Linked DNA regions of Mus musculus: region 1 is linked to region 2. Evidence: chromatin loops called from intact Hi-C (ENCODE). Cell type or tissue: heart. All regions are shown on one strand. Links, peaks and the distances in the headings refer to the core of each region. The heading gives the core; the rest is flanking DNA. Region 1 overlaps Nlk (nemo like kinase). Region 2 overlaps Nlk (nemo like kinase).

What was found. Peaks named below come from ENCODE experiments on the same cell type or tissue, not always from the same donor. Only the 100,000 strongest peaks of a DNase experiment are listed, where the experiment ranks them.
Region 1: a loop joins it to region 2, with 1.8 times the contacts of the local background. A loop is called at or near these places in 3 of 42 quality-filtered maps.

The regions. Positions count from the first base shown.
Region 1 is chr11:78,600,784-78,616,709 of GRCm38, forward strand. All of the region lies in intron 3 of Nlk (nemo like kinase), which reads right to left. Among named protein-coding and RNA genes, the nearest start is that of Tmem97, 58 kb to the left of the region's middle. In heart, for the core only: no CTCF peak of the experiment used is centred there; no DNase peak of the experiment used is centred there.
Region 2 is chr11:78,680,955-78,696,880 of GRCm38, forward strand. Nlk (nemo like kinase) reads right to left here. Exons shown (of 11, transcript NM_008702.3): 1 at 14,855-15,926. The coding sequence starts at 15,312. Among named protein-coding and RNA genes, the nearest start is that of Nlk, 8.5 kb to the right of the region's middle. In heart, for the core only: no CTCF peak of the experiment used is centred there; no DNase peak of the experiment used is centred there; H3K27ac peaks cover 321 bases.

The DNA of each region.
Region 1 (15,926 bases), core at 2,767-10,766, 80 kb before region 2:
ATTAGCATTGATAAATACTGACTGGGTACCAAGTGGGTGTAGAGAGCATGCTAGCTCAATGACAGAGAAAGAGGATGGAGGCATGCACAGCAAACATTCAAGGGACTGAGGAGAGACTGGCACTGTATACATACAAGAATGACACGGCAAGGACAACAAGGGAATTGGCCAAAAGGGAGAACAGTTGCTACAGTCTTCACAGTTTGCTTTGCACCTCAGTTTACTTTGTTTTATCTATTCCCACTAGCTCAGAGAAGTTAGCCCTATCTTCAAAATCATTCCATAGAGACGCAGTGGGTCTAGAAGGGTAAACGAATGAGTCAGAGGTCACACTAGCTCGAAACAGACCTCTGGTGCCAGAGCCCAGTCCTTGTTTTCAACTATACCCTGTTTGTTAAAAAATGAAGCAAACCCACATGACAAACTAAGAACAAAATAATTACACTTCAGAAGGGAAAAAGGCTTCAAAACTGATTTTTGAAAATGAGAAGCTGAACAGACTTAGCTGGTGGGAAGGTGCTGTGATGCAGATCCCAAATGATCAGGGTTACAATCTTGACTCTGTCATTTACCAGCTTGGTAACATTAGGCAAGTTATGTAACTTTCCTGTGCTTATAAAATAGGCATGATGAGGTTCTTGCCAGGATTTAAGCAACTGTGTTGAGAATCACACAGTGTCTGGCACAAAGGGGAAAGGAATGAGGTGGCAGCCATCATTATCATCCTTACAAGGAGGAGGAAGGGTAGAGTTTATTAAGTCTTAGTACCAGGAGCTGTGCCAGATGTTGGACATACATAATTCATCCACCAGTAAGGAGTGCCATCAAGTAACCTTCTCAAGGTCAGAAGTTAGCAAGCTGGGCAGGGGATTAAAATATGAACTCAGGACTGTTTGAAAAAAATGTACGACTGTGTTCCTATTCTTCCCTCTTTCCTTCTACCAGGTGTGTCAAGGTTCAGTGGGAAAAAGACTATAGGTGAAGGGGAAGAATATAAGTAAAAAGAAAATTGACAACTGTTCTACATAGTTCTTTTGAGCCAGTGGGATTTCAAAATGAAAGACCAGGCAATCTCAAAAGAGCATCATTGCTGAAGGAGGAAAGAACAATTCATTCTTTAGGAAGAGAGGTCTCACCCTATGAGCAGGCTGGCCTGTCTCAGCCTTCCTCCGGCTGAGCTTATACACGTGCCCACTCCTGACTACTCACTCATGATCTTCTAAGGTTACACACCTGCCCACTCCTGACTGTTCACTCACAATCTTCTTACTTTTGGCCTTGCAGTACACTTTTTATTCTTATTTTTTAATTATTTTATTTTTCATGTGTAAATATATTTTGCCCACATGTATTATTTGTGTACTACATTCATGCTTGGTGGCCAGGGGCCAGAAGAGGGTGTCAGATCCCCTGGGACCTGGGTTACTTATAGTTATAAGCCACTAAGTAGATAGTGCAAATTAAGCCTGAGTCCTCTGAAAGAACAAAAGGGACTCTTTTTGTTATTGTTTTTATTTTGTTTTGTTTTTCAAGACAAGATTTCTCTGTGTGTAGCATTGGCTGTCCTGGAATTCACTCTATAGTAGGTACTCTTAGCCACTGAGATGGCCCATCTCTCTAGCTTGTGTGATTTGTGTATTAATGCAGCCTCACGTGAGCTCTTCTGGTGCTGGAAAACATTATGTTTACCATAGGTACATTCCTCTAGATTCAGTCACATATGTACAAAAAGATCTTGTGCCAGAAAGAGTTTTCTATAGGAATGAGTCACTTTAAGAAGTAGGTGGGCTAGAGAGATGGCTCAGCAGTTAAGAGCACTGGTTGTTCTTCTAGAAGTCCTGGGTTCAATTCCCAGCACTCACATGGTAGTTAGTTCACGACTATCTATAATGGATCTGATGCCCTCTTCTGTCATGAAGACAAATAGTACAAATAGAACACTTATATAAATAAAAAGATCTTAAAAAAATAAGTAGGTCTATATAGTTGGTTTCCTACAAACTGAAAACTAAAAAAGAGAACAACTCTAACAGCTAATCTCTGTGAGAGCTCAGGGAACTTCCTAAGTGAATTCCTGGCATTGACAAAGGTTTTGTAGTCATGGGCGCAGTGCTAACAACCAGCTACAGGTTAGCATCTTGCAATTGAGCACTGTACACATCCAAAACCAAAGCCTGAGCTGGCAAAGTGGTGCAGTGGGCAAAGGCACCTGATGCCAGGGCAACGGACCAACTCCTGCAAGTTGTTCTTTAGCTTCTGTGTGAGCACCCCTCCCCTACGAGTAGAAAAACACAATAAAAATAGCTGGCCTTGAACTTACTTTGTAGTCCATGTAGGCCTTGAAGTTTCTACCTCTGCCTCCTAAGTAGCTTTCACTCCCAGGCCCAGTACAACCTAATCCTATTTTCTACCATCTGGTTTTCTTGCCACCTCTAAGTAAGTATCAGTAAGAGGAAAAAGAGTTCCAATTAGATATGTAACATTAAACCTATGGCCAATTATGTGATCCAGGGGGTATTAATATTTAACAACATGCATAGAGCAAAGCATTAGAACCAGTAGCATAGAAATAAAGAGCACGCTGATAAAATACAGACTTGTGCTAGTGTTAGGTCTATTAAGTTTCCTGAGGTACTGCTCTCAAATCGAGTTGCTAGCAGGAGACACAGCTGGTCTGTGAAGTAGCTAAGCGCCCCACTGATTCCCCATATCCTCCAATTAAGGTGAGTCTGATGTATTTATAGTGGCTTCTGAAACCTCCAGGTCTCCACGTAGCATATGCATCCTGGTATCTAGCAACCTTAAAAAAAATAGAAATGGAGTCACAACAGTGGGACATGACAGAATAGATCAAATACATACAGTCCCAGGAGTTTCCTTAAAGACCCCCCCCCCCACCTGAATTAAGTCTGGCAGGCAGCTCACAATCAAAGGTTAAGCAGAAGGCTAAGCAGTTTGGGAGATGATAATAGGGTTCTCAGGCTTTTCAGAGGCTCAAATTAGGTGTGCCTTTGTAGATCTGATCCTCTAAAGTCCAGAGCTGGTACATTTCATTCGCACCAGCTGGGGAGGTTTAGAGATATATTTATATTTTAATGGAGAGGTGAAAAGATTAGAGTGAAGCTCTCCCATCCCCCACTTCACCTGGCACAGAGGTGTTTCAAAGATATGGTGTGAATAAGTTGTTCCAACTATAGTGACGCTCTTTAAAGGAGAGAAGGGAAAAATTCCAACTGAGTCAGAACTTTTAAACAGCCTCCTTTTAAAAATAACCTTATGATTTTGTCAAAGACTGGGTAACCTTCATGCGGACAGGAAGGGCTGGCAAAGGCCCTAAAGAAGATGTGACAATTGTTACAGGGAGGAAGTTCTTGAGATTTCAGGCTGAAGGAGCAATTTATGCCAAAACTCTACTTAGTGAGAAAGTTGGTGAAAGTAATGAAAAAGCAGGAAGGTCCACGGAGGATCTTGTCTGGGCAGATGGTTTAGCAGTGCTACTGAGTTGAATTAACCATAAATTCAAGGAAAAGGAACACAAGGTACTTGAGCTAGTCCATTCCAAATGAAGAGCTAAGACCTCTAAAATTTCCTTAAATGTTTTGCCTACATGTAGGCCCATGCACCACATGAATGCTTGGTGAGGTGCTCAGCAGTTGGGGTTGGATTGACCCCCTGGGACTGGAGTTACAGATTCAAACCTGGATCATCTAGAAGAACAACAGTGCTATTAACCACTGAGCCGTCTACCATCCCAGACCAACAATTAAAAACCTTACTTGTACAAAATTCTACTCTGTGGTTGGAGAGATGGCCGCTTAGCAGTTAAGAGCACTGCCTGCTCTTCCAGAGGACCAGGGTACACTTTCCAGCACCCACATAGCAGTTCACACATGTAGTGAGAATTCTATTTTTGTTTTAATCCCAGATATAGGATATAAGTCTGCTTCAGATTGTCCATAGCAGCTATGATTTGCCTCGTGCTCTAGCAGGGATGTGGTTTTGCCAGTACAGATAGTTTCTGCAATTGTGTGACATTTGGAATTCTGGGGACTCTTCAGAGGGTATATACATTCAAGAGCCTGAGAGGCAGAGGTGTTGGTGGTTGGTTTCTGCTGGTCACAGTTTATTAAGTAGTCATGTGCAAGGAAGAAAGAAGATATTAAATATCTGAATGGCAAAGATCAAACTTGCCCTGAGGAACAAAATGCCCCTAATCAGCAGGAGGAAGTCTACTGATAAGTTACCTCAGTTCTCTATCCTTTCTTCTCTTCTATCTAGTGTTAGGGGGTTGGAAAAGGTGGAAAAAAAAGAAGAAATCAGCAAAATAGCCAAAATCAGGCTACAAGTGGCCATTTGTAGCAGCAAGGGAGGAAGAAGTCTGGGCTAAGAGAATCCCGACTCTCTGACCTGAAGCTCTACTACCACTCTCAAGCTCCATCCCCACCCCTAAACCCTACCCAACTCCTCCTCCAGCCCTGCCATAGCTCCAGAGCTCTTCAGGGGACACTTACCACCCACACTTCTATTTAGGCATAAAGACTCCCAGCACCAAACCACTCCCCTCTGGCCAGCAAGTGGGGAGGACCCAGCAGTATCTGCAGACTAGGAGGAACATCTATTGACTTATGTGACCATTCTATTCCCCAGGACTGATGTGGGTGCAGCAGGGTGTCAATCCCGACCACTCCTAACTTCAGGGACATGTGTCGATAGGGAGATGGCGTGGGTTCCTATGGCTGGGACTTCTATTTTGGCCTCTCCTTCAGTCCTAAGCTTATCTACAATAGAAACCTTAAGGCTCACAACAGAGTTTGTCAAGAGGGCTAGGGTCAGCATGGAGAGGATTGGAGCTTGAGAGTGGCTAAAGAATCGTTGTTCCTCAGTACAGACTTCTTCCTCCCCTTTCAGCAGCAAATGCCTGCTAGGCACACCTGTCTCTAAGTCCAGCTCCAGGAGATCCAACACACTCAATAGATAAACATACAGGCAAAACATCAATGCACATAAAACAAAAATAAATCAGTGAAAAGAAAATTGATGGGTACGGTGGCACATGCCTTTAATCCTAGAACTTGGAAGGCAGAAGCAGAAGGGGCTCTGTGAGTTTGAGGCCAGCTTGGTTTACAGAGCGAGTTCCAGGACAGCCAGGGCTAGAGAGAGAAACCTTCTCTTGAAAAAACAAAAATTAATTAATTAATAAAATTCCCTGTAGGACTGGAGAGATGGTCAGTGGATACTGCTCTTACGGAGAACCTGACTAGATTTCAAGCACCCATATTGGGCAGTTTACAGCACCTATAACTCCCATGCCAGGGGATGCAGTGCCCTCTTTGGCCTCCATGGGCACCTGTACTTACATGAATATATCCCATATGTCTGTCTGTCTGTATCTCAATCATACATATACATATAATTTAAAAACAAACAAACAAAAACTCAGAGGCTAGAAAGCCAGCTCAGAGATCAAGAGCATTCTCTACTATCCCAGAGGATTGAGTTTTGTTCCCAACACCTATGTTGGGCTTCAGGGACGGGGTGGGAGGTCTCTTGTTGCCTCCATGGGCATACACATAGACACATACATATAATTAAAAAAAGAAATCTTAAAAATTAAAAAGATAAAACTTAAACACCTTCTTCACCATATCCAGAGCAGGGTTGTTACTTCCAGAACGTCAGTCTGGCACTCACGAACACATAGTAGCTACTGCCGCCTGCACGACACCTGAATAAAAGGAAGCCAGTCAACTTTCCAGTCTAGTGAGGAGCTAGTCACAGTTGATGGCTGCTGGGAGGCCGGCAGGTTTTTTTTAAGGGTGTGGCTTCTGATGGGTAGACTATACTCCAATGGATGGCCGCAAACATGTTATATAAGCAAATTGGACTGTATGGCTCATTAAAAAAACAACACAAAACAAAACCCTAGAGGACATTTCTAGGAGTGGGAAGGTGGGGGTGGGAGGACTAGTAGGTAAATATGATCAGAATACATACAAACATATTTTTAAAAAGGAAGTCCACTTATTCATGTCAACACCATCAGATACCATGTCCTTCGCAGACCCTACTACTTTTAGAGTGTCGCTGAGTTCTATCTCTATGAGGCCTTCCCTGACCACCATTACAAATGTTCTCCTGCCCATCTGGCTCATCTCAGTCTTTGAAATAACAAGGCAGGCACCACTATTATTTAAATTTCATAATGAAGAAACTGAGGCACCATGAGATTATGAAACATGTTCAAGGTCACATAAGCAGTAAGATACAAAGAAAATATTCAAGCCTAGGAGTCAACTTCAGAATGTCATAGCTTCTGTCACTGCAGATTTCCCTTCTTTGACTTCAGGCTAGCAGAATTCTGAACCAATCATAAGGATTTTGAAATAAACCTAGAACAATGGTCAATACCATGAACACTTATTGGAGGAGCCACCAAGTCTTTGTATTCACAAGGAAGGGAACCATGTGGCTGGAAAGACTAATATCAGAATATTCTGGCCAGGCATGAAGGTGTATATATTTGGGAGGTAAGAACGGAGGGACTGCCATGAGTTCAAGGCAAGCCTGGCCTATACATAGCAAGACCCTGTATCAAACAAAACAAAACAAAACAAAACACAACCAACCAAAAAACAAAATCAAAACCAAAAAAAGAAAGAAAAAAGAAAAAAACACCAAACCCCCAAATCCCCAAACTAAAACCAAAATATGGAAATAGGAAATGAAAGATAATTTTCATATTCCTATGTTTGTCTGCCAACTCACTGTAGAATAAAGAGAAAAAAAAAAACTGATTCAGGACAGGGAGGGAGTGGTAAACATAAGGACCAGAGTTCAATCCCACCAGACAGAGAAAAGCTGGACACAGTGGCATGCTGTAATATCAGTGTTAGGGAGGCACAGACAGGAGACTCCCTGGGACTTGCTGGTTAGTCAGGTCCAGCTTAGCCCATGAGTTCTAGATTCAGTGAGAGACCAGGCCTTTAAAAACTTGGAGGAGAGTCACTGGTGGTGCACACCTCTTTGATCCCAGCACTCAGGAGACAGAAGCAGGAGAATCTTTGGAGTTCAAGGCAGCCTGGTCTACAAAGCCAGGGCTGTTACACTGATTAATTCTGTCTCAAACAAACAAACAAACAAACAAACAAACAAAACAACAAGAAAGCAAAATAAAACTATTTTATTTTGGAGCGCAACTGAGAAAAACACCTGATGTTGACTCCTGACTTTCACACTTACCACCGCACATAGAGAATTAATGAAAACAAACAAAATCCAAAAAGTGAATAAAACAATTTATTATAACATTCAGAGAGTGAGAAACATGTGAGTTTGTAAACTATTAAAAATGCCTCCTCTACACTGTAAAGATGTTATGCTAACACATCCAAAAAAAAAAAAAAAAAAAATCCCATGGCTAAGTAGGCACTTTAATCGGGCCATTCACTGAAACAGTCAGATTCAGTTGAGCACATAAGAAAGATTGTGATACTGTCACATAAAAATTACCTAGCTGGGCATGGTGGAACATGCCTTTAATCATTTGGGAGGCAGTAGCAGGTGGATCTCTGAGTCTGAAGCCAGTCTGGTCTACATATTGATTTCCAGGCCAGTTAGGGTGACACAATTGAGTTCCAGTATTAAAAATACCTATTGAGTTAAATGCTCATTATTTATCTAGAATTCAAAAGTAGAACAAGCTGGCTACTGAGGAACACAATGCTCTACATGCAATGAACTATTGACGCTATATACTTTTATAGAATAAAATCAGTGCCTTTAACTGACTTAACTGGATTGAGAAATGGAGAACCCATTGTATCAAATTATTTTCTGTAGAATAGAGGTGAACAGAAAGGCCTGAAAAGCTAACTTGAGTCCTAATCACTTTTTACAGATTTGTTGTTGTTCTTGTTTTGTTTTTCTAGACAGGGTTTCTCTGTGTAGCCCTGGCTGTCCTGGAACTCACTCTGTAGACCAGGCTGGCCTCGAACTCAGAGATCCACCTGCCCCGGCCTCTCATGTGCTGGGACTAAAGGTGTGTGCCACAATCCCCAGTTTATTTACCAATTTAAAATAATGGAAATGGATCAATCTATTACCAATTTACACTGCACAGTAATCAACATAAGCCAAATTATAAAAGAGAGATCTTAGAATATTAAATATTAAGTAGGCGTCACATTTAGAAGTTTTACAATTATTTTTCTCTTTCTTTTAAAAGAATCTTCATCTTAAACCAAGTATAGCAGTCATGTGGTACATTCCCAGAAGTGAGGAGGCTTAGGCAGAAAAAAGGTCATGTTTGAGGCCAGCCTGGGATACATAATGAGAATTCCTCATCCAAAAAATGGCCTTTCTCCAAACTCATACAGATCTGCCAGCCTCTGGCTACCATATGCTATCAATCCCAGGACTGAATCTGGTTTTAAATATTTTTAAAAGTCATTTATGGATTGATCAAGAGTAAGAGTGTGTGTCTATATATGCATGCACACACCACAGCTTGCCTACAGAAGTCAGAGGACAACTTTTCTGCTATGGGGGTTGGTTCTGGGGATCAAAATAAAGTTATCTGGCCTGGTTCAAGTTCCTTTAAATAGTCTTTATCTCAATGTGATGATGTGACTTTTCCAAAGGACACAGTAAATCCTTGCACACTATAGTTTACCAAACTCCCTCAGCAAGATTCTCTTATAAAAGAACAACAGTTAAAACATGCTCTAATCCATTTCAAATATGAATTCTAAACTCCTGCCATACTTAGCTGAAGGAAAATTCCAACCATAAATACAAGACTTTATGAATTTTCATTCTTTACTTTCCCCCTCCTTTTCAAATCAAGTCCACAGAGAAGAAAATTTCAACCTAGAATTCAACTGAAATGAAATTGAAAGCACTAAGTACATGGACAAGAGACTCTGGTTTGTGGATATTGTCAATTTCAAACAATGCTTTCTGAAGACAAGCGAAACAGCAATGTGCCAGAGCAAGCAAGCTATGTTCTCTTTTAACAAACGGTCAGCTCTAAATCTCATCATCAGCCCTGCAACAAAAAGCACGGCGACTTTGCAAGCAGAGAGGAATTGGTGTGCTTCAATGAGAACCACTGACCTTTCCTGAAGCAGCCTGAGCTTCTCCATAGAAATCAATGGAATAAAAGGTCATTCTGTGTAAGTGTTCAAATGGCAAATTTCTTTTCCTTTTAAAGCAAACTAATTTATTGTATAGAATGTCACAAATTAAAACTACTTCAATTTCAACTTAAAACTGACTTAAAAATCAAGGGGGCTGGAGAGATGGCTCATTGGATAAGAACGCATACTGCTCTTGCACAGAACTGAAATTCAGCTTCCAGTACCCTCAGCAGATGGCTTACTACTGCCTGTAACTCCAGCTCCAGTGGGATTGGACACATCTGACCTCATGTAGAGACACACACACACACACACACACACACACATTAAAAAGAAATGATTAAAAAACAAAGGCCCGAGGCTGTGCCCAATTGCTAGAGTGCTTGCTCAGCTTGTACAAGGCCCTGGATCAGTCTCTAGCACTGCATAAAACGGGATGTGGCAGTGCAAACCTGTAATGTCATCATTTGGGAGGTGGAGGTAGGAGGATCAGGATTTTAAGGCTAGCCTGAGGTATACAAGCCTGCCTCAAAAAACAAATAAAACAAGAAGAGCATCCTAAACAAAAAGGCATTACTTCAAACTTCAGCCTTCACAGAAGGCATTGGGAAAGAGAAAAGCCAGCTGTATCTGTCAAATGAAGAAGGTGGAGCCTGATGATCACCAATAGCAACCATCAAAAACAAACACATTTGCATAAAAATCCAGAGACTGAGAGCCAAAAAACACGAATTTGAGGCCAGCCTGGTTATAGAAAAACCTGAGCTAGACTGAGACCCTACCTCAAAAAACCAATCAACAGAAGCCACAAAGACTTTGGAAGAGATTTGCTTTTTTAAACGAATATAACAATTTTAAGAGCTATAGATGTAGCTAAGCAGAATGTTTGTCTCACTTACAAGAAGTCTTAGGCTGGGCATGGTGGCGCACGCCTTTAATCCTGGCACTCGGGAGGCAGAGGCAGGCGGATTTCTGAGTTCAAGGCCAGCCTGGTCTACAAAGTGAGTTCCAGGACAGCCACGGCTACACAGAGAAACCCTGTCTCGAAAACCCACAAAAACAAAAACAAAAAAACAAAACAAAAAATCCAAGAAGTCTTAGGTTTGATTTCAGAACTACAAAGTGGGAGAGCATGCTTGTATCTCAGCAACTGAGAGGTGGAGGCAGTGGGATGAAAATCTCTCAAGGTCATCCTATCCTTAACCACAAAGCATGTCTGAGGCCAGCCTGGGCTACAGGAGATCTGTCTCAATACCTAACCACCTAAAAATAGTTGTTGTTGCTTTTAAAGAGCCTCTATCTACACTGGCAACATTTTATTATACTATAGTTTTCATTTACAAAAAGCTGAGATTTTTCAATGATCTCTTAATACATTCAGAGTAAAAGATGAAAATTATTAGTCTACAAGCTGCCAAATAAATTGATTTTACTCTCAACACAACAGATATGAGGAAGGCAGGCATAGGCTTAGTAACCAGGGAGCATGTTTGGTTTTGGTCATAAGCCTCCTCCCTCTTCCAATCTGAACCTTTTATCTGACTATGCCTACAACCCCCATTCCAAACAATGCACCCAGTTACATCAGAACTCTCAGACTCCTGAACTGGGCTGCATAGACACACCCCTCTGAACAATCATGTAAGCATCTCTGTCCCTAACAACAATCAAATTTGGACAATTTCTATTCAGGTATATTTTCAATGTATGTGGGCATAAAGAATGGAAAGGCTTATCTGGCCTTCATTAGTTTTGGGTGCATGCACTGTAAGGCAAACTGTGTCCCTAATTAATCTATCAAAATAAAGAACCACCCAAACTACACCCCTTAGCAACCAAACTCTCCTTCTTATAGGCCCCATGAAAAGGGAACCATCTGCTGTGGCCCTCAAGAATTCACCTGCATGTGGCCAGCTGTCCATCTTAACAGTGTATCCCTTTCTAATATGTACTATCTCTGTGCTCCAAGCAAAGTTATCTTGCCCTGTTTGCACATCTGTGTGAACCCTTACTATCTGTGATTTAGAAGGAGGCTAATAACCTGGAAACATTCAACCTAGGCCCAGCTCGGAACAGCTAACAAGTAGCATGCTAATCTCTAGCCAAACAAAGACTACAGTTTGTTCTGCTGCTCCCCTGGAATATCCACCCTCTTCAATGCCACTTGTCTAAATTCTTCCTATCCTTTGATGAAGATCTGAAACGTTTGTTTTTCCTGTGTGAAGCCATGCCAACTCCCCTCCCTGCCTTTTAAACTGTAACATCACTTGTCTATATTCTCCTGGCACATCCTACCATATCCATTAGCTATTTTATTTCTTCCTTTTTAATTTTAAAATTTATGCATATGAATGTTTTGCCTGCATACCACATGTGTGCCTGGTGCCTGGAAAGGCCAGAAGAGGACACTGGAGCGGATGGAGCTGGAGTTAGCACAGTTCTGAGTTGCCATGCAGATGCTGGGGATCAAACCTGGTCCTCTGCAAGAACAGCCAGTGCTCTTAACAACTGACCCATCTCTCCAGATCTGAGTTTCTTCATCTTAAAGTGAAGATAGGAATAAAATGTTCAGGACTCATCAAACTTCTTTTGAAAGTCTGTATTCACAGAAATTCGTTTAAAGTCATACAGACAACAGTTCTTTGGTGAGTGAATAAATGAGACAGAGCAGACACAGATGAAATGATCACTAAGTGGGACTCTGGCTAGTCCTTGGTTGTTCTGCTATATTCTTCTTATGGTTGCCTCTACTTCTGTCTAATGCTTCAGAGGTAAAGGGCCATGCTTGGTGACACTAAGCAAGAGCTTTTGTATTAAAATCAACAAATGCTCTTTAAGTAATTCAGCCTTTAAAATTAAAATAGAACCAGTGATCATCAAATCTTGTGTCCTCACTATACCTGTTTGTTTCTCAAGACAGCAAGTAACTCAGGTTGGCCTTGAACCTAATCCTTGCTCCTTTGCCTCCCAGGTGCTGGAATTATAGGCATGCATTATCAGTCCCAGTCTCTGTTTGTAAATCTAATACTTTTCAACTTATATTATAATCATCATTTTTACGATTAAATTTTACACTAGATCACAAAATCCATAGGACAGAGATTTTTTTTTTTAAATCACTTAAAATGTTTATTTTGTACCTATTATGTCAGGCACTGTTCTAAGTGACAGGAACTCAGGGCTGATAAAACAGCCCCCCCCCCCCCAAAAAAAATCCTACAAATAAGGGTTAATAATGCATATTCTTGCAGAACACAAGAAATTCTAGCCTGGCAGTGGTGGCACATGCATTTAATCCCAGCACTTGGGAGGCAGAGGCAAACAGATTTCTGAGTTGAGGCCAGCCTGGTCTACAGAGTGAGTTCCAGGACAACTAGGGCTATACAGAGAAACCCTGTCTGGAAAAACAAAAACAAACAAACAAAACAAAAACTTAAATGTGTTGTGTCTCTTTAAAACTCCCAGGGTGGACTTCTAATCCATTCTACACTGTTGATGTGTAGAAGAGTGCGATTACCTGTGGACTACATGTGTGGGTTCTTCTCTGCACTGGCTCCTGGACTCTGCAAAGGCTACAGAGCTATCTCTTAGAGGTTTCAAGGGGTTGAAACCCCTATCATTAAACACTCCCGCAATACCCAAGCCTAATGTCCAAAAGCCAGTATGTGGACTCTTCTGCACAAAACATTAAGATTATATCTCAAGCTAAAAACAAGCCTTTCCCAAAACAAATTAGTGTTTATTTACTTACAATCCAGTAAGCATCCGGCACTTTTAAGGGCCCTTAATGCATAGAGTGCAGAATCCTAGCTGAAGAAAATACTGGTTCTTGGTCAAACAATTAGAACTATTTCTCTGGGTTTAATTTTAGTAGCTAAATGTTATTAAGGTGGAAACTATTTTCCTACAGATTTCCTAATAGAAGCAGAAGTACAAAACAGAAACCATAATCCATTCAAAGATAACTTGTTAGTTTAGTAAAATACATAATCCTTAATAAAGTCAAATAATATACTTCCCAAACTGATACTTTCTGTTCAAAGCTGTGGTGCTGGTGAAACAGCCCTGTGGGTAAAGGCACTGCTGCCAAGCCTGACGACCTGAGTTGGAAGAGAGAATGGATGCTGCACATTCTTTCTATCCTCTCACCTGTGCACTGTGGCATGCGTGTACTCGTGCCCACTTCATACAGTAGACAAATGTAAAATAAAGTAACGCTGAAGTTATAGTGGAACTTCCTACTTCTGCATCTGTTGCCTTCTACAGGCAGGTGTGTAGACAATTGGTAATCTACATACTGAGCTATTTTTAGCTGCTTGAAGAAATAATCTCAAGATGCATACTATGTAAAAAATCTAAGCAAAATTCCTATAAGGCACCAATATAATCATTTATTAGCTTCAGTCTGTCTGGAGAAACAAATAGTTAACTGCACAAAAGCTATATATTGATCCTGTACATTTGATTACATAAAAATGCTTGTAAAACTCAGATTTTCTAGAATTCTAAAACAATTTAACTAGGGCTTTGGTGGAAAGACAGTAGAAGATTTGAGACAGGGTCACATGTAGTGAAGGCTGGCTTTGAACTGGATCCCCTTGGAGACAGACTGTTGCGAGTCATTCAACGTATGTACTGGAATCTGAACTCAGGTCCTCTGAAAGAGGAGTAAGTGCTCTCAACTGCTGAACCTTGTCTCTAATCCCCGAACTTTTGGTTTTATGATGTTTGTGTATTAAAATTATGTAACACAACATCGCCATTTTCACTTAGAAAAAGTATAACCATGTGGTAAAAGTATGTACAGTGGAAGATTACCTTTCTCCTCACAACATGGGCAATACATGAGTAAGTGTATACATAGATACTGGTGAGGGCAGGGGGGTGAGGCAGAGAGGGGGGGAGAGGGAGAGAAGCGGGAGAGAGAGACTGATTGACTCTAAATATGGATGTCTTCAATTAAATATCCCCAAACAAACAAGTCCATTACATCCAGCTATATATTTAGAACTTGTCTAAAACAAGTCTCAAGGAGACCTCAAAACCAGTTTCTAATAGCACTATGCCATGACCACATACAGTGTGTGCCCTCAGTATCTGCATGAGCTTGTTCCAGGCCCCTCATCAGATGCCAACATCCCTCAAATACATGCTGTGTGTAATCTACACAGATCTTCCTTGCCCACGCTAGACAAATAATGTTCAAAGCACTGGTCTGTATTGCCAGGTTCTCTCACTAAGTCATTTCTAGATGATATAACTAATATAACATAAGCATTATGCAAATAGCTGTCGTGATATTTAGTTAAAATAAGGAAAGGAATATGTACATACTCATTATTGATGAACTATTTATCATGAAGATTTCCATGTGTGGGTCTGTTGGATTTTAGTTTTTGAACATACTAACAGAAGAGGGCCAACTGTATTTAAAAGCCAAAATAGTACCTACTCTAAAATCCATAATGTCGTAGCAATCCTCCGAAAGAGAAAACAGCCTACTGTCTAAAACCACATTTAATAATGAGTGTACCTGTTTCTAAGAGTCCATAGACAGGGTTGATGGCATAGGTAAGTAATATATTCAAATTACATGGTAATTTAAGACCTTGTTAATCTTTAATATATCTGTATTTTTCTTATATAATTTTTCTTATTATCCAACTGAAGAGAAACTAGAGAAAAAAATTTTCCCTTAGGTCATGACAAATTCATTTGTATTACAGAAAAACAAAAAGCAGACTCTCATTTTAGAATACTGAAAGAGCGGAGCACACACATGCAACCACAGCATTGCCTGCCCTCTCATCTGTCAGCTGCTCCACAACACCAATCTTTAGTATCCTGGATTCCAAGTGAAATTTCCTCTGAGCTACTGGAGTACCTGTCTGATACCACTGTATCCTTGTATCCTTGAGGGTTTTGTCTAAGGCACATTGCGTGTATGCTTACAGTGTGATTCCTGGCAAGCACCTGTTATTGTATGCCTGAGGCTTTGGGTTATGCTGTATCCTTTTGCCCTCTAGCAAGGGAGAGAAAGAAGGTTGGAGATGAAAGTCGGGTATATGGGTGGCTCCATACTATGTAACTGACCCACAATACAGTCTCTGAATACCATGGAACAGGGGCTTCCCTAGTTGGTATGACTTGCCTGTGTTGTTATACACTGTAGCTGGGACAACTCATAGTTCTACTGAAAGAGCACAATTGGAACCCTACACCTGCCTGATAAGCCTTCTCCTTTGCTAATCTGAATCTGTCATCTTTTGTTATAATAAACTGTAAGCATTAGAATAACAGCTTTCCTGAGTCCTCTGAGTTCTTCCAGGGAATTCACCAACCCTGAATCTTGGGAACCTGTGATACAAAAAATAATATAGCAAAATATGAATCTAAAAAAGGACATTCTGATATAAATGTCTGGTTTCAACGACTTCATTTCCAAAGAGGTAGGAATGATACTTCTGGCCGACAAAAATGCCTCGTAATATATGGATTTTCTTCTCAGCAACTATAAGGTTAAAGAAGTAGCTCCTGGCCGAGCATAACAGGGAGTTTCTGCAGAATGAAAGAAGCACTGCTCACTCCCACTGGCACCTCGATTCTCTAGACCATCTTCAGGAAGCAGTAATAAATGCCTTTGCCTGAGCAACAAATTGACGTGAGAAAGCACTTTGCTAACTCTATTCAGACACTTAGGCAAGTTTTCTTTTTCCCTTCCTCCCTCTCTTTCTGTCTGCCCTCCTTCCCTCCTTCGCTCGTTCGCTCCCTCCCTTCCTTCTTCCCTCC
Region 2 (15,926 bases), core at 2,747-10,746:
CAAACTTACTAAACAGTGAGTTGATGCAGTGACCAGAAATTTTTTGACATTTTAAGTATAAATTGAATCAAAACTCAATCTTAGCCATTTCTCCAGAAACAGTTTCAAAGCAGATAAAATGAAACTCACGAAACGCTGATCTAGATAGATGACTGAGAAATTCTTCTAAATTTTCTGGAGCTTACAATCTTTCAAAAAATAAAGAGGGGCTGGAGAGATGGCTCAGTGGTTGAGAGCACTGGCTGCTCTTCCAGAGAACCCACGTTTTCTAGCACCCACATGGTAACTCACAACCAGGGAGGGGATCCAACACCATCTGGCTTCCTTGGGCAATAGGCATACACATGTTGTACATACATACATGCAAGCAAACACTCATATACATAAATAGATCTCTAAAAATTAAAGGAGGTGGCAGCATAATGCACCCAAAATAGATATCAATACAAAACTGCTACATTTAACAGGAAAGACTGAGTTGTTTCAACTGCTGAGCCATCTCTAGCCCAGTGGCTTTCAAGCTTCCTCATGCTGTGACCCTTTAATACAGTTCTTCATGTTGTGGTGACCCCCAGCCATAAAATTATTTTCGTTGCTACTTCAAAATTGTAATTTTGCTGCTGTTACAAATTGTAAATATCTGTGTTTTTCTGCGGTCTTTTTTTTTTTTAATGTTACTCTTTTTTTGTTTGTTTGTTTGTTTGTTTGTTTTTGGAGACAGGGTTTCTCTGTATAGCCCTGGCTGTCCTGGAACTCACTTTGTAGACCAGGCTGGCCTAGAACTCAGAAATTCGCCTGCCTCTGCCTCCCGAGTGCTGGGATCAAAGGCGTGCGCTACCACGCCTGGGATTTTTCTACAGTCTTAGGTGACCCTTGTAAAAGAAACATTAGAGCTCCAGGTTGAGAACCACTGCTGTAGGCTACCCACTGCACTGTCCTTCCTTTACCTAGAAGTTTTATCACTTGTGACACCAAAGCAAAACTCAAGTCACTGTTGCATACAAAACCAACAGAGTGTTTTTTAAATACTAGGGTTTTCCCCACAGATACTTTTACTGCAGGTTTCATGTCTACCTTTTATTTGGTTTGGTCCTAATGCACTTTTGTATGAGGACCCCCTCTGTTTTCAAGGGACATTCACTGGAGAAGTATTACTTCTAAGAATAGAGAACAAAGGCATTGGCTTGCCAGGTCCAGCTTTGTGACTAAACAAATCTCTCGGTTTCAAATCAACAATTTGTGTAAGGAAGCGGGCTAGATGCATTCTAAAGTGCCATAGCTCTACAACTCACTCCTTTCAAGTAGGTCTCTAGGCCTGTAAGAATTTAAAGCTCAAAACAAATGGCTAAAAACCTACCTTTATATATAATACCAGTGAAACAAATACCTAACTCTAATAATTAATATCCCCCTTTCCATAAAAGCTGTGTAAATAATATAACAAAAATGTTATTAGTGGTGTAGACTACAAACACTTCTTTTCTTTTGGCTTTTCTGTAATTTTTGAGAGCCTACAGTAAACATTATTACTTTGAATGAAAGAGAATTAAAGCAGGAAAAATTTTTCCTTTTATTCACTGAAGAAAAGCTGGGTCTGGAAAGCTCATTCTAAAATCGGAAGGACTTTTTAAAAAACAAAACAAAAAAAAATCTGTAGGAGTCACATACATACATACCTGTCAAGGAACATAAGTTAGTTAGTTTGGGGAAATACTATTTCTTTACTTTTACTAAAACCTATAGTAACTAACAGCTCCATTTTCCTAGCACTAGGCTTGATTCTAAGACACACATACATACATATTCACTTACTCCTCAACAACCTACTGCCCTACATACGCTGCTTAATGCATGAAGACCATCAGTACCAAGAGAAAATGATGTGCCCATAGCCAGTGAGGGACAGAACCAGGACTTAAGCAGAGGACAGATGCTAGCTTCTAAGCCACACTGTCCCTCTGTACTTAAATGCTGTCCTCCATTTACTCTTGCCTTTTGTTCTACAACTGCTTCTACTTTTCCTCAACTCTGGAGAAAGAGTATGTAGGTAGACTAGCTGAACTTTCGCTCGCTTTAAAATATAATTCATTTCCAAGTCACTGCTTCAAAGCTACAGGGAACATGATTTAGTCTCCATCCCTGCCAGTAAATGAATAAAACTGTAATATCTGGGGGTGGCCCTGTAGCTCGGAGGCAGAGCACTTGCCAAGCACATGTGGGCCCTGATCAATCACCAGCACTGTAAGTACGTGCACACAGACGCACACAAGTGAAACATGAAAGGAACTGAATGGCATGCTTTAGTAACTTTAATACTGGAATTCTGCAATAAAGAAAGGTGCTGTATTGATTGATATAATCTCACCTCCTGATCTCTTGGAAACAGTCCCTAAAACCAATTACTTATTGAAATGTTTTAATCACATCATGTGTTTTTAAAAAGCACATCAATGTTTACTTCCAATTGTGGCTGTGGTGCACACCCAACTAAATTCACAACCCCAATTACTATAATGTAAAGACCCTGGTAAAAAAAAAAACAAATACAGACACCAACCAATTACACAGAATTAAAAGTTCTCACACTTTTCTTAGAGACCACTCCAAGCACACCTGTGTCCCTACAGGACCCACAAGCTTGTTGCTTAGCTTCCAGATTACTTTTAATATGCTCAAATTTCCCCCACATTTGTATTACTAATAAAAGTCCAGTCTTGTGGAAGTAAAATAGTTCCCCTACTGCAAACATCAGAAGAAAGAGGAAGGTGAAGAAAGGGTGGCAGAAAGCCTTCCCTGAGCTCCAGGTTACTGTGGCTGCTTCTGTTTAAGTAAGAGGACACAGTGAAATAAAGTCACCTGATTTATTTCAACTTATACAATTTGCAATTCTGTAGCTCTTTGCTATGGTGCATTAAGAAAATTAGCATGTAAGAAAAAAAAATCACCTGCTTATGTAAATTGGAGGATGATTTTTATCCATGCAGACAGAAAGGGAGAAGAAGAAGCTGCAATCTAGGTCAAATGACTAATTTTATCTGTTTGTTCAAATGCCTCACTTCACCTTTCTCTGTAGCTCAGAGCAACAACGTTGAGTCAAGGGATAAGCAAAAGCGTCTGTGTTGTTATTTCCCAGTAAGGAGTTAGCTGACACCGCTGAGCTCTGTATTAATTGAGCTGAAGACAAAACTGAGACCCTTATCTAGATAATAAAACCACAACTAAGGGGGGAAAAAGAAATCATCCGAGATTATCTGCTCTAATTGGGATGGAAAGTAAAGGTGGCAGGGACCAGGTAGCAATTTTACCTTCTGCTACTTTAGGAAGTTTCAGAGCAAAGGAAAATATCCCCAAGTAACTCAGGACAGACAAGTCCTCTAAAAAGAACATCATTCAACTTTGTCTGACATAAATTAGATGAACGTGTTACCTTGGTCACTAATGACTCCACTGCTGGGAGGTGGCTTTCCACTCAGCTGACTGCCAGGAAGGTGCAGAAGATGGCCAGATTGCTCCAACATTATGTGGTGCTAGAGATCAAACCCAAGCTTTGTGCTTCCTACACAAGCACTCTCCAAACTGAACTACATATCCCCAGATATGTAGTTAACTTTTTAAACAGTTACCTTTAACATCCTATCTCCATTAACCTGCATTGGTACACAAGTGCATGTAAGTCCAACAGCAGCTAAAGATTAAAACTGTGCCAATCAAAGAGGCAGACAGAACATGTGGCTACTAAAATCCTATTCTAAAAGTGCCTAGTCCACACTGAGATGTGCGCTAGCACTAGAATTTTATAACCTAAGTATGAAAAATGTGCCAGGCAGCGGTAGCACACACCTTTAATTCCAGCAATGGGAGACAGAGGCAGGCAGATATCTGAGTTCGAGGCCAGCCTGGTCTACAGAGTGAGTTCCAGGACAGCCAGGGCTACACAGAGAAACCCTGTCTCGGGGGGAAAAAAAGTATGAAAAATGTAAAATATATCATTAGTAACTTTTAGTAGAATGAGTTATGTTCCATATAAAGCATTAAATAAAACATATTACTAAAAATAATTCCACCTGTTTCTTTTGCCTTTTTTTTTTTTTTTCACTGTGCTAGAGCGTCTAAAACCATGTGCATAGCTTTCATTATTTCTGTTCTGGGCAGCAAGCACTGCTCTTTGCTGGGAATGCCCATGAAAGCTCCTTCCCTTGCAGAATCACCTAGGAAGTCACAGGCCCTTTCAACAAATTATTAAGGGCCTTACCCAATTTCAGAACCTAACTTACAAATTAGTGTAAGTACACACACTATTGCCCCAGTCATCTTACTTGATGACACAACAACAACAACAAAATACTTATTATTAGGTTTTATTTAAAACTTCAAAAACCTGAGCACGACCTGATATTGGGAGCTTGAAGGAGAATTCTGCTACAGTGAGTTCAAGGCCAGCCTGGGTGGCTTTATAAAACCTTATCTCAGAAACAAATATACAAAAGGGTTTGTAATGTAGCTCAGTGGTAAAAACACTCATCCAGCATGCACAGGCCCAAGGCTCACCTGCCATGTAAAAAGCAAATTTAAAAAACATCACTAGCAGTAAGAAGGCTAAAATGGACACCAGGAGTTTTCAGCCAGCCTGGGAGTCAATGGTGAGATACTGACTCTGGAGGAGGAGGAGGACAAGGAAGAAGAGGAGGAGGAAGAAGAAGAGGGGGAAGAGGAGGAAGAAGCGAACAGCAGCAATAATAAAAATGAAAGTCATTCCAAATATTTAAGAAACCAAACAAATAAAAGGCTGATGGTAAGGCTGAAGAGATGGCTCAGCGATTAAGAGCACCTACTGCTGCTCTACAAGAGGACCTGAGTTCTTTTACCAGCATGTTGGGCAGATCACAACTGCCTATAACTAACTCTAGTTTCAGGGGCTCAATGTCTCTGGCCACTACAGGCCCCTAATAAACATGTACATACCCATGCGTACATAATTAAAATAGCTTTTAAAGTTAAACAGTTGTGGTGTATATAGTTTAGTGGTGGGTCTCCTAGAAGAGAAAGGGAGAGGAAAAGAAAGTAGGGATACCATCACTGCTGTTGTTATTGCTATTATGTTGAGGCAGGGGCATGCATGTGCCATGGCAGGCCTGTGGAAGCAAGAAGAAAAATTTTGGGAGTCAGTATGTGAGTTCTGGGTTCTGAGTACTGAGCTCAGGTCTTCAGGATCACTTGATAAGTGCTTTTACCCACAGATATTGACCCCAAGGTAAGATATCTAAAGCACTAAAAGGTATTTTACAACTAGGAAAATAATAGCATCTAACTGCCCAACTGGCAAGCTTTCCTCCATAACTGAACATGTATAATCCTCAGCAATCAATCTGTAATAAGAGGGAGAGAAGTCTCTTGAAATGAATATTTAAACTCTGATCTCAGCTAGACCGTGGAAACAGACGCTCTTAATCCCAGCACTTGGGAGGCAGAGGCAGGCAGATCTCTGGGTTTGAGACCTGCCTGGTCTACAGAGTGAGATCCAGGACAGCCAGGCCTACACATGGAAGCCCTATCTCAATCTATCTCTCTATCTCTCTATCTCTATCTATCTATCTATCTATCTATCTATCTATCTATCTATCTATCTATCTATCTACCTATCTATCTATCTATCTATCTCTGATCTCAATGGCTCAGTAGTTAAAGAACTTGTTGTACTTATAAAGGACCCATCAAAATCCTATGGAATTCCAATTCCAGGGGATCTAACCCCTTCTTTTTACTTCTCCAAACCAGCCACACTGGACATACATACTAGAAAGCAAACACTCATACATATAAGAATTAAAAAAAAAAACTATACTAAAATCTGATCTCAAAGTTGAACAAGGTGACATTTATCTTACCTTCCCCAGCCCTGCCCCACCCCCCAAACCCCAGATGGAGTCTCACAGGGATCCCAGGCTGGCCTTCAACCTCCAATTCTACATGTATCTGACATTAATCCTCCCATTTCTATCTCCCAAATGCTGGCATTGCAAGAGTTATCACATTGCTGGATTTTATGTGGCTTTGTGCATGTTCGGCAAGGACTCTACCAACTGAGCTTCTCCTTAGCCCGTGCTCTTCCTTTAAACATCTGTAATAGTTACCTTTAAATATTTCAATAGCTCCCTGTCCTGAAGAAAGCTGTTGTGGTCACGATCAGATTTTACTTGCCCACAAATAATATTATGCTTTCAAATATTCATGCCATTTTATAAAATCCTTAGAAAGCAGAGACTTTTTATAAACAAGGAAACCAAGGTTCAGAACTTTTAATAACTTTACCAGAATCACAGGCTTGTTGATAGTGATATCGAACCAGAATCTATGCTGTCTTCTAGCAAGGTTGGCTTAGTAGTCTACAATATCACTAGCATCAATGAATAAACTTCTCCCAAAGAAAACAGTATCTTTTATACTATAAACATCAAGTTCTCTGGTTTATCAAACTTGGAATCTAAAAAAGTGTTAGTAATAATAAAAGTGCTGCTGATACTTAAAACATTGAAAATCTCTCTCTCTCTCTCTCTCTCTCTCTCTCTCTCTCACACACACACACACACACACACACACACACACATGAAATTCAGATGTAATCATTCTTTCAAATGTCATCAATGATCTATCTATCTTCTTGATAAATGCAATGGTCTTTTCTCCATGCTAATTTTCCTTGACTTTTATGTGAACCAGCGATTACCCTATTCTCCTAACAGCCTCCAACCACACAGGGCTGTCATTCATGGTGAATACATTTCCTATCTGACTGAGCTACAGTCTGGCCTCCAGTAACAACTTCTACCACAGCAGAATACCCCCAAGGCTCAGACAGTCCTCAGCAACTCTACCTTTTCATTTAAGCATTCAGAAGATTAAAGCTGATCAATCTTCCTCTTATCTAAAAACTTTCAGAAGCTGCCATTTACAGGGTTTCAGTCTTTTTTCATCCTCACCCCTCCCCCCAACAAGAGCTTTATGTTTAAAACTGGGAAGGAGAGTCTGCTTCCGTTGGAAAAGAACCTCAGTTTAGGCCCCCAGAACTCAGGTAACCAGGGCTCTTGGCAAAGGCCTGAGATTCCAGTGCCGGGGAAGCATAAACGAGAGGCCCTCTGTGGCAGGCTGACAAGCCAAACTAGGTCCAGTCAGAGACCCTGACTCAAACAAGATAAGGTGGGAAAAGATACAAGACACCAAGCACCAACCTCTGACAGCCAAATAATAATGTCTTAAGCCAACAAGAGTTAATGTTCTTTATCTTTTTTTTGGGCAGACAGGGGCACACACACACACAGACACAAAAAGACACACTCACACAACACACACAAAACAAAAATAAAGTTTTTTAAAAATGTCTTTTAATCATTCCTTGTCAAGTTTTGAAACTGTAGATACCTTGAATGTATATATGGTCCTTTCTTCATGAAAAGATCCTTGCCCTCTCACCCTGCCACACCAATAACCTCTACTTTAACATGAGGTCCCAACCTCTTTCTGCACTAGCAAAAATAATGTCCTTCTTACCACCCCATGTGCAACACTTTCTGCAACCCCAAGCTGTGGTGTCTGGCATCGGGGCCCACCCACCAACTATCATTAAAACAGCACAGATTTACATGAAGAAACCGCCCATTTGCCAACAAGCCAGTTTCTTTCCATGAATAGTTTACCTTTTCTAGGAAGCAGCACACCTTCCACAGAAATGTCTTCTTTATGCTCCCAATAATATCCAGGGACCATCAAGCTTGCTGCATTTATGGCACCGAATTGTAACTATCCATTTACAAATCACTCTCCCACCCCATGGGAAGAGGTTAACTCTAAAGTTCTTATCACCTAGCACAGCAACTAGGAAACAGTTAACACACACCCAGTACACAGGTATTATCCAAAGTGAGGAGACTGCATTGTTAAGGTTATTAGAGAGTTTTGTTTTGTTGAATTTTTTTTTTTTAAGATAAGGCCTTATTTTGAGTCCAGGTTAGCCTGGAACTCATGATATAGTCCAGACTGGCCTTGAAATCACAGCAATCCTCGTGCCTCGGCCTTCTGAGTGCTGGGATTCAGATAAAAAGGTTAAAACATGATGCTCATTCCAAATTAGTTTTAACTTTTTACTAAGGCTATGAACTAACTACCTGAGAGTAAGGACATTATTTTTCAAATTACTTAGTTACTATAAACTCTTTCAAGACAAGATCATGACCCTTGTAAGACGGGATAATTGCCTGCAGCCCAGCACAATACACCACACACAACAGAAATGACAGAAGCAGCTTTGACAGAGGCTTCAGAAATCAACCACAGAACTAAATATCCGTTCTTACTGTCTCATAACAGTGCCTTTCCATAGCAAGCTAACAAAAAAAAATATATGGACTAATGAAGCCCATGTACAAAACTTTCACCGTCTGACAGTAGATTTAGTCAAGCTAATTCAAAATACAGGTGTGAACCCAGACATAAGTAAAGAACACTTCTCATTACCCATGTGTCACACATCCCTGTATACGCTACTGTATCCACAGCACTACAAGGAAGTGGTACAGGTTCAGTCTGAGCACAGCTGTCCCTCAGAATCAGCTTTCTGTATGTTCAGAGTGCTAGAATTTTTGCTAATATTTCTTGGCTAGGTACTTCTGAACTACTAATGCCATCTATCATGTCTTGGCACATGCTTACTGACTGCTCTGTAACTGATGCCTCGGGCACTCTTCAATATTACCCCCTAGCAACAACAGGATCAAAATGACAAGCTATTTTAGTTAGGAAATCATTGTTGCTGTGCACTAGATGACCCAGTTAACAAATAATTCACTGGAGTGGGTTATTATTATGGATGTACAGGGAATCGTAACTAAAACCCAAACATAATCTACCAGGTAGCTTCATTCCATTTACTGGTTAAATGACAAATGGAAGAAATTTCTTTGTCCTTGACAACTTCCAACCAACTGATCACTGATCAGCATGTTAAGGAAGCACACAATATATGCAGTTGATCCTTAAATTGCTAGCACATCACTAAGCCTGAGTTAAAAAAAAAAAAAAAAAAAAAAACTTTTAAAACAACAATAAAGCAGCCACTCGATTATAGCACAGAAGTCAATAAAAACTTGGTCAGATTCTAGTTGTAAAGAAAACATTCTAGTATCCATCCCAGTAGAGGTCGTTTTATATCAAAGAATAACATTTCTTCAGATGTCATACTTTGGAGAAAGACAACAAACAATCTACATTCAAACATATATCTAGTTAATAGATACAAATATCCTCCTCTGGCATAGCAAATGGAAAGGGGGCTGACTGTACCAGTCCCCGAACTGATTTAGAGATACTGTTATTTTAGCTAGTTTAAAAGGTAATGTTTTTCAAATGTTCTTTTTTTTTTAAGTCCTTTTTTCTAAGTTGGTATTTAGTACTAACATGACATTAATCTCCAATTATAAAACAAATTTACTCTTTGTTATATTGCGATGGGTTTTTTTTAACATGCAAATAATCTTCAGAGTTGAAATCTAAAATCATTTTGAATGTTACAGGCTACACGCTCTCAATCACCAAGAAACAGGTACAGTAATATTAGACGGTGCAACTTTTCTCCTCTAACTTTTCTTTATGACCATGAACCTGTAGTTTCTAAAGGTACATTTATTTGTAGTTGAAATCAACAATATAAATTTCCACACTGCTAGTTTCACACAGATGCTCTGTTATATCTAGAAAAGCAACCATTTCCTTTTTATGGTGCAGGCTCTGCTTCTTCAAAGCTCTTTGCACAAAGCAGACCCCCTCCCCCACCCCACCCCCAGAACCCAGCAGTGCCTGTTAATCTTGACTGATAGTAAAGAAACACTACAGACTCTTAACCTGGAAAAGCTACTAACAAAATACACTTTTAGTATACTACTCTTACTGGTGTAACTCAATCCAGGATCTTCCCCAACCATCCGAAAGCGTTCCCCATTTTCCAACACCTAATTTCTTATTTACAGAGTAAGAGGACCACAGAAAACACACTCTAATTTTCACAAGATGAACAAGTTAGACATCTCTGCCACGCATGAAAGTTTACACTGAATAATTTCTCATCCACTCACAGACACTTCCCCCGCCTCACAGAGATCATCTTTAGCAGTTTACTTTTCCTTTAAACACAAGTGAATTTCCACTCAAGCACCTTAGACAGTGATGGCAACCTTCACTTATGCCTCCCAGTCGGTTAATCCACAATAGTTTCTATGACAGCGCAGATGATGAGTGGAACACTGGCTATACTATACCCAAAGTAGCTGTTTTGTTGTTGTTTTAATTGAGAGAACAGAAGAGTAGCTTCCCCTCAGCTCTGAAATTTAACCTTCATTATCTCCTTGGCACAAATTCAATTGAGGAGGTGACTCTATGGTATTTAAAGTCATGCCTCCTAAAATAATTTGAATGTTGATTTTATACGGTAAATCTGACAACACAGGAAGATTCTTCCTGCACATTAACAAAAGCATTTTGTTCTTTTTTTTTTTTTAAACCAGCAGTAACTACAATAGCATCCACTGAGGACTTACTGTATACTAGTTATATTAGTTTATAAGGATCACTTCATTTAACCCCAGTACCAATTCTGAGATCAGAGCTAAGATCCCCATTTCACAGATGAGGGACTGAAAGAGAAAATTATCAAGATCACAAAGCTCAGTGATAAGTCACTAAGTATCACAACAGAGATGTTGAAGTTTTGAAATACAGATAAAAGTAACTTGCTAAGGGTATTAAAGCAAAAACATTCAAAGCTTTGCAACTTTATTTGAAGTACAAAGACAACAGACTGGATGCATCTACGGATCTTTGATCTTTTAATTAATCAGACAAGTAAAAAGCTAAAACATTAATTTTATAAAGTGGAGGCCTTTCCTGGACTCACTTTATCAAGGCAGCATGTAGCATTAATCCAATCTATATTTTATGTTGAGAGTGTCAAAAACTGACTGGGCTTAGAAGTCCTCAAACTCTTCTCATGCTGTCAGCTTACTCCAATTCTTTAAACTATATACTTCATAAGACCCTGAAGCACTTTGTTCCAAAGTTGCCACATTTTTAAAGCACAGTATTTTTCTCTAGCAAAGGTGAACTATGGACAAAAGGATACATTTATATTATCTTCACCAAAAGATAGAAATATTGTTTGTACTTTGTTTTTGCATTACGAAATGTCCATATGGGCACAAATGCAAAATACAAAGTCCCAACATCTGATAATGCAGGTCAAATTATATATGATGTTTTAAGAACCAATGAGCAACATCGATCATTCACAATGAATACATTTCAGGCTACCCCTGCTCACATTACCAGGTAAGCAAGAACTCTTACTTTGAGATAAAACACAGCAGACAGTTGTTAATGAAACCTTAATTGAACTGTCAAAGCACCATCTTTACCAGCAAGCTAATGGGAAACTCACGATTTTACACAACTGTCCAAGACTGGTAAATTATTCTACTAGTAAAATTCAGCAGAAAGGTAAATCGAGTTAGGTACTAAGTTGTTCGGTGATAAATCTGAATGGTAAAATACTGCATCATTTCTATGAATATTTCTCCCTGGCTGCATTGAAGACTAGTCACCCTCAAAATTATATTCACGTTTTGGCCATTAGTTAGTACCCCAAGGTGCATGTCCATGAAAAGGAAGGGAGTAGATACAATTCCTTATATAAACTATGCCCAAAAAATACTCCCAAAATAACTGACTGAATCTAAGTGAATATGATGCCCAGATAACTACATATAGTTTTGATTTAAATGATGTATCACTAGAAGGATTTGCTTAATCTTTTTTTTTAGTTTAGTTTGTTTGTTTGGTTTTTGTTTTTTTGAGAAAGGGTTTCTCTGTGTAGCCCCAGCTGTCCTCGAACTCAGAAATCCACCTGCCTCTGCCTCCCAAGTGCTGGATTAAAGGCGTGTGCCACCACTGCCTGGCCTGTTTAATCGTTCTAAAAAATAATTGTTTCACACATAAAAAGAACTTTCTAAATTAAAAAGAAAAACTATGTTTTATTAGGTTAAATGGTAAACAACGTCACCTGGAATTTCAGCACACTACTGGCAATTCATTCTGGTGTGGTTATCAAATCTCTAGTTTTAGCAAACTTAGGTCACAAGGCAGTTAAATTCCAAAGAAGCAATTCAGACATCAAGTCATCAATATGTAAATATAAAAATAGAAAAGCATTTGCATACTAAAAACACACCTGGTACTCCTCTCCCTTTTCAAACTAAATTGTATTTCACCTAAAACAGCTGATAAAAACCATTCCTGCCTGATTGTGAAATGAAATCGTATCAAAAAGAAAAAATTGGAAGACACTGCAAGATGGCAGCCATCCGAAAACCAAGGAAAGAAGCTCAGAAGGACTCAAGCCCACCGACACCTAGATCTTGGATTTCTATTCTCGAGAACTGAGAGAAATATATGCCTATGTTTACGCCAAAACAAAGCAGAACATCAAAAAAGCAGTAAGATGCCATAGCACTGTCCTAGGTACTGGAGGAAAAAAAAAAAAGTTCTTCTAGACCAGTGGTTCTCAACCTGTGGGTGGAGCCTCCCTAGAGGATTGAAAGACCCTTTCACAGTATCACCTAAGACCACCGGTAAACACAGATATTTACATTATGATTCATAATAGTAGCAAAATTACAGTTTCGAAGTAGCATCGATGGTAACTTTATGGTTGGGGGTCACCACAACCTGAGGAACTGTGTTAAAGGGCTGCAGCTTTAGGAAGGTTGAGGACACTGTCCTCTTCTAAACATGGTGCTACATCTCTACATTCCCAGCACTCAGAGGCAAGCTCGAGGCCCAGTGAGCTACATAGTTGAGCTCCAGGCCAAACAGAAACAGTTATATATTGATTGAGACTTTGTCTCGAAAAGTTACAAAACAAGTACTTTGTTATACAGGTCGTACCCTCAAGGAACTTACAGTGTATTCAGTAAATATGAAACAATTGAAGATGGTCAAAGTTACTGGTTCAAGGGGCTGTCTGCAAATTTCTAGAAAGGATTCCCACCAAGCACTGGTGGATTTTTCAGATACAAGCGATTCCTAATGTCCACTGCCAGGAGGTCTGACAGATGAGATGCTAGAGCACTCCCTTTTCATTTTTTCTACTCTTGCCATAAAACTGACGTTAAAACTTCTGCAAGTCACATGGCCTTTTGACAGAAAGGTAGTGAACTCGAGAATGCTAAAAAAAAAAAAAAAAAAAAAAAAAAGCTCCCTTTCTGTATCCCTTAAGTTTTCAGCATTGGACACAACCCCATCTTAAAAAAAAAAAAAAATCCAGATACTCAAAGTTTGTGAAACAATGACAAGAGTTAAAGCAGGAAACCAGTTTTCTCCTGCTCTCCTCCCATCCCCGCCTAGTTGGGAAACCCTCAAGGGTTAGGCAAGGAGTGGAAGTGCCTAGTGAATTCCCTGGGGAAGGTGCTCTGGAAGAGAAGAGGAAGGCAGGAATAGTCAGGTCCCCGAACAGTCACTTAGAAGAACCCATTATGGCTACACTCTTCCCCACCAGCAATCCCACAGTCCCTGGAGAAGAAGGAAGGCAGCAATAACCTCCTTGCAGGCTGGCTGAGAAAAACTGAACTCTACGTTGTTGGGTTTTTTGTTGTTCTGTTTTCGTTTTAAGGAGAATTAAGAATCAGCTCACTTAGGTGCCAAGACTTTAACTTCTGGAATCAGATAGCTAGCTATTACACAAATAATATCTAGCTGAATTTTAGCCTTCAAAACAAAGAAAGGAATTTATTTATAGGCAAATTTTAAAGATTTCTTTTTTGTGATGGGGACTTCCCTGGACATTAAGAATCTATGTTTACATACACTGAAAATCTGAAATCATCTCTCCACCCTGGAATTGTTAATCCTTGGGAGGAAAAACTAAGAAAAAGAAAAGCTCAGCTCATTCTATATAGGATAGAAGTAAATGCACTATAAGCTACCAATCTTCCTATGGAGGGCAAGTTGACAAAGACGTTGCATTTAACAAATCTTTAGACGTTTAAACATATCTGACCATTAACAAAAGTCAAGCAGCTTCATTTGTTAAAAGTACACTTCCCACCATAGCAGCTGGCCAATAGTCAGCAACACATTACATGGAATGTGGGCCACTGCGTAGCTCCAGTCTACTAACCTCATTTGTGCTACTCATGTGTGATGCTATATTTAATGCATTCTTATCAGAAGGCTAAGCTACAGACTTCCCAACTTAAGCTTTATGGTTTAAAATAAAACTACTCAAGTGATGATTTTTAATGGGTTTAACAATGAAACCTACCTTTCTTCCCAGGGCCAAGATCACAAAACAAGGTATGAAAAGATATAGTGGGCAGGAAAGTTGACTGCATTAAATATATTCTGCTGAGGACTAGTATAAAGCAATCAAGCTGGGGGTCAGCTGTTGACACCTGCTGTAATTGAGCAGCCAATCCAAACTACCACACTTGAGATGGCCAAGGTCTTTGTAGGAGGTATTTCACACATTTACCTGCTGATCTTACACTCAGTAGCTCTCTGAGTGAGGTTCTTGGAAGGCAAGTTCATCAGTCTGCAAACTTGTGTCACTCTGGAGAAAATGCTCCACTACCATTTGACATGACTCAAAAAGCACGGGCCTAGAGTGCCAGTGCACTAGGCCTCATCGTCATCCAGGAGGATGGCTCCCTCAAGTTGAGTGGAAAAGCTCGCTCTACTTTGGTCAAGATGGGAGTAAAACCAATGAAGCATGGCTTGCCCCGTAAGAACCATGTGGAGTTGTGGTTTTGATACTCACCAGACAACGCCAAAGGCTCCATATCCAATTGGTCTATCCGGCTCAATGTCCAGCTGCTGTTGCGGATGATGCGAGTGCTGATGATGGTGCGCCTTAACTGTAGCAGCTGCAGCAGCCTGTACCTGAGCTGGGGCTGCTGCGGCTGGCCCAGGAGCCTGACCCGGTGCCGGGGATGGGAAATATGGCTGTTGTTGCCCAGGGTTTAACATGGCTGCGGCTGCAGCTGCTGCGGCGGCTGCCGCAGCTGCCGAAGACGTATGCTGCTGGACTGGGTGTACGGCAGCAGCCGACCCCGGATGAAGGTGGTGTTGAGGGTGGTGGTGGTGGTGAAGGTGAGGAGGAGGAAGGTGTGGAAGGTGGTGATGATGGTGGTGGTGGTGACCTGCTGCAGCTGCAGATGTACCGCCATTGTAAGCCGCCATCATTTTTGCGTTGGCTCTTGTGCCACAAAGAGACATTCAAAAAAATGCCCTTTGATTGGAAAGCAAACTGGGTCAAGCTGTCATTTGGCCATTTAAAAAAATGAAGAAAAACCACTCACTCCACCTCAAAAAACATAGAGCGGAACTGGCTTTATGTCTTCATCGGTCAATCCAGACAAGTTTGACAATCTTGGGTGTTCGATTTGGGGGTGAGAGTGTGTGGAAGGGTATGGGTTGTCAAAATAAAAGTTAAGAACATAAAATAAGAAGAAAAAAAAAAGGAAAAGAAAAAGGGAAAAGGGCCCCTTCCCCCCAGGATTCCTGCCACAAGTGGATACTAAAACTCCATTCTTAATGGGGGGGAGGTTCCAACTTTGAATGTGGGAATAAAGGCCAAACCTCCCGACCCCCTGAACTCCGCACACGAAAAGGATCTGGTAACACGCCACCCTTGGAATCTTGTAAGAGGGTTGACTCATCTACCCCTTCCATTCCCACATCCTTTTCTAAACACCTCCCACCTCCTCAAAAACACAATTAAAAAAAAATTCCAACCACTCTAAATCAAAAAAGATGAGGGGAAATTATCAGGGAAACCAGCTTCCAGCTTCCCTCCCCTCGAACTCTCAGGCCTTCCTACATCGCCCCCT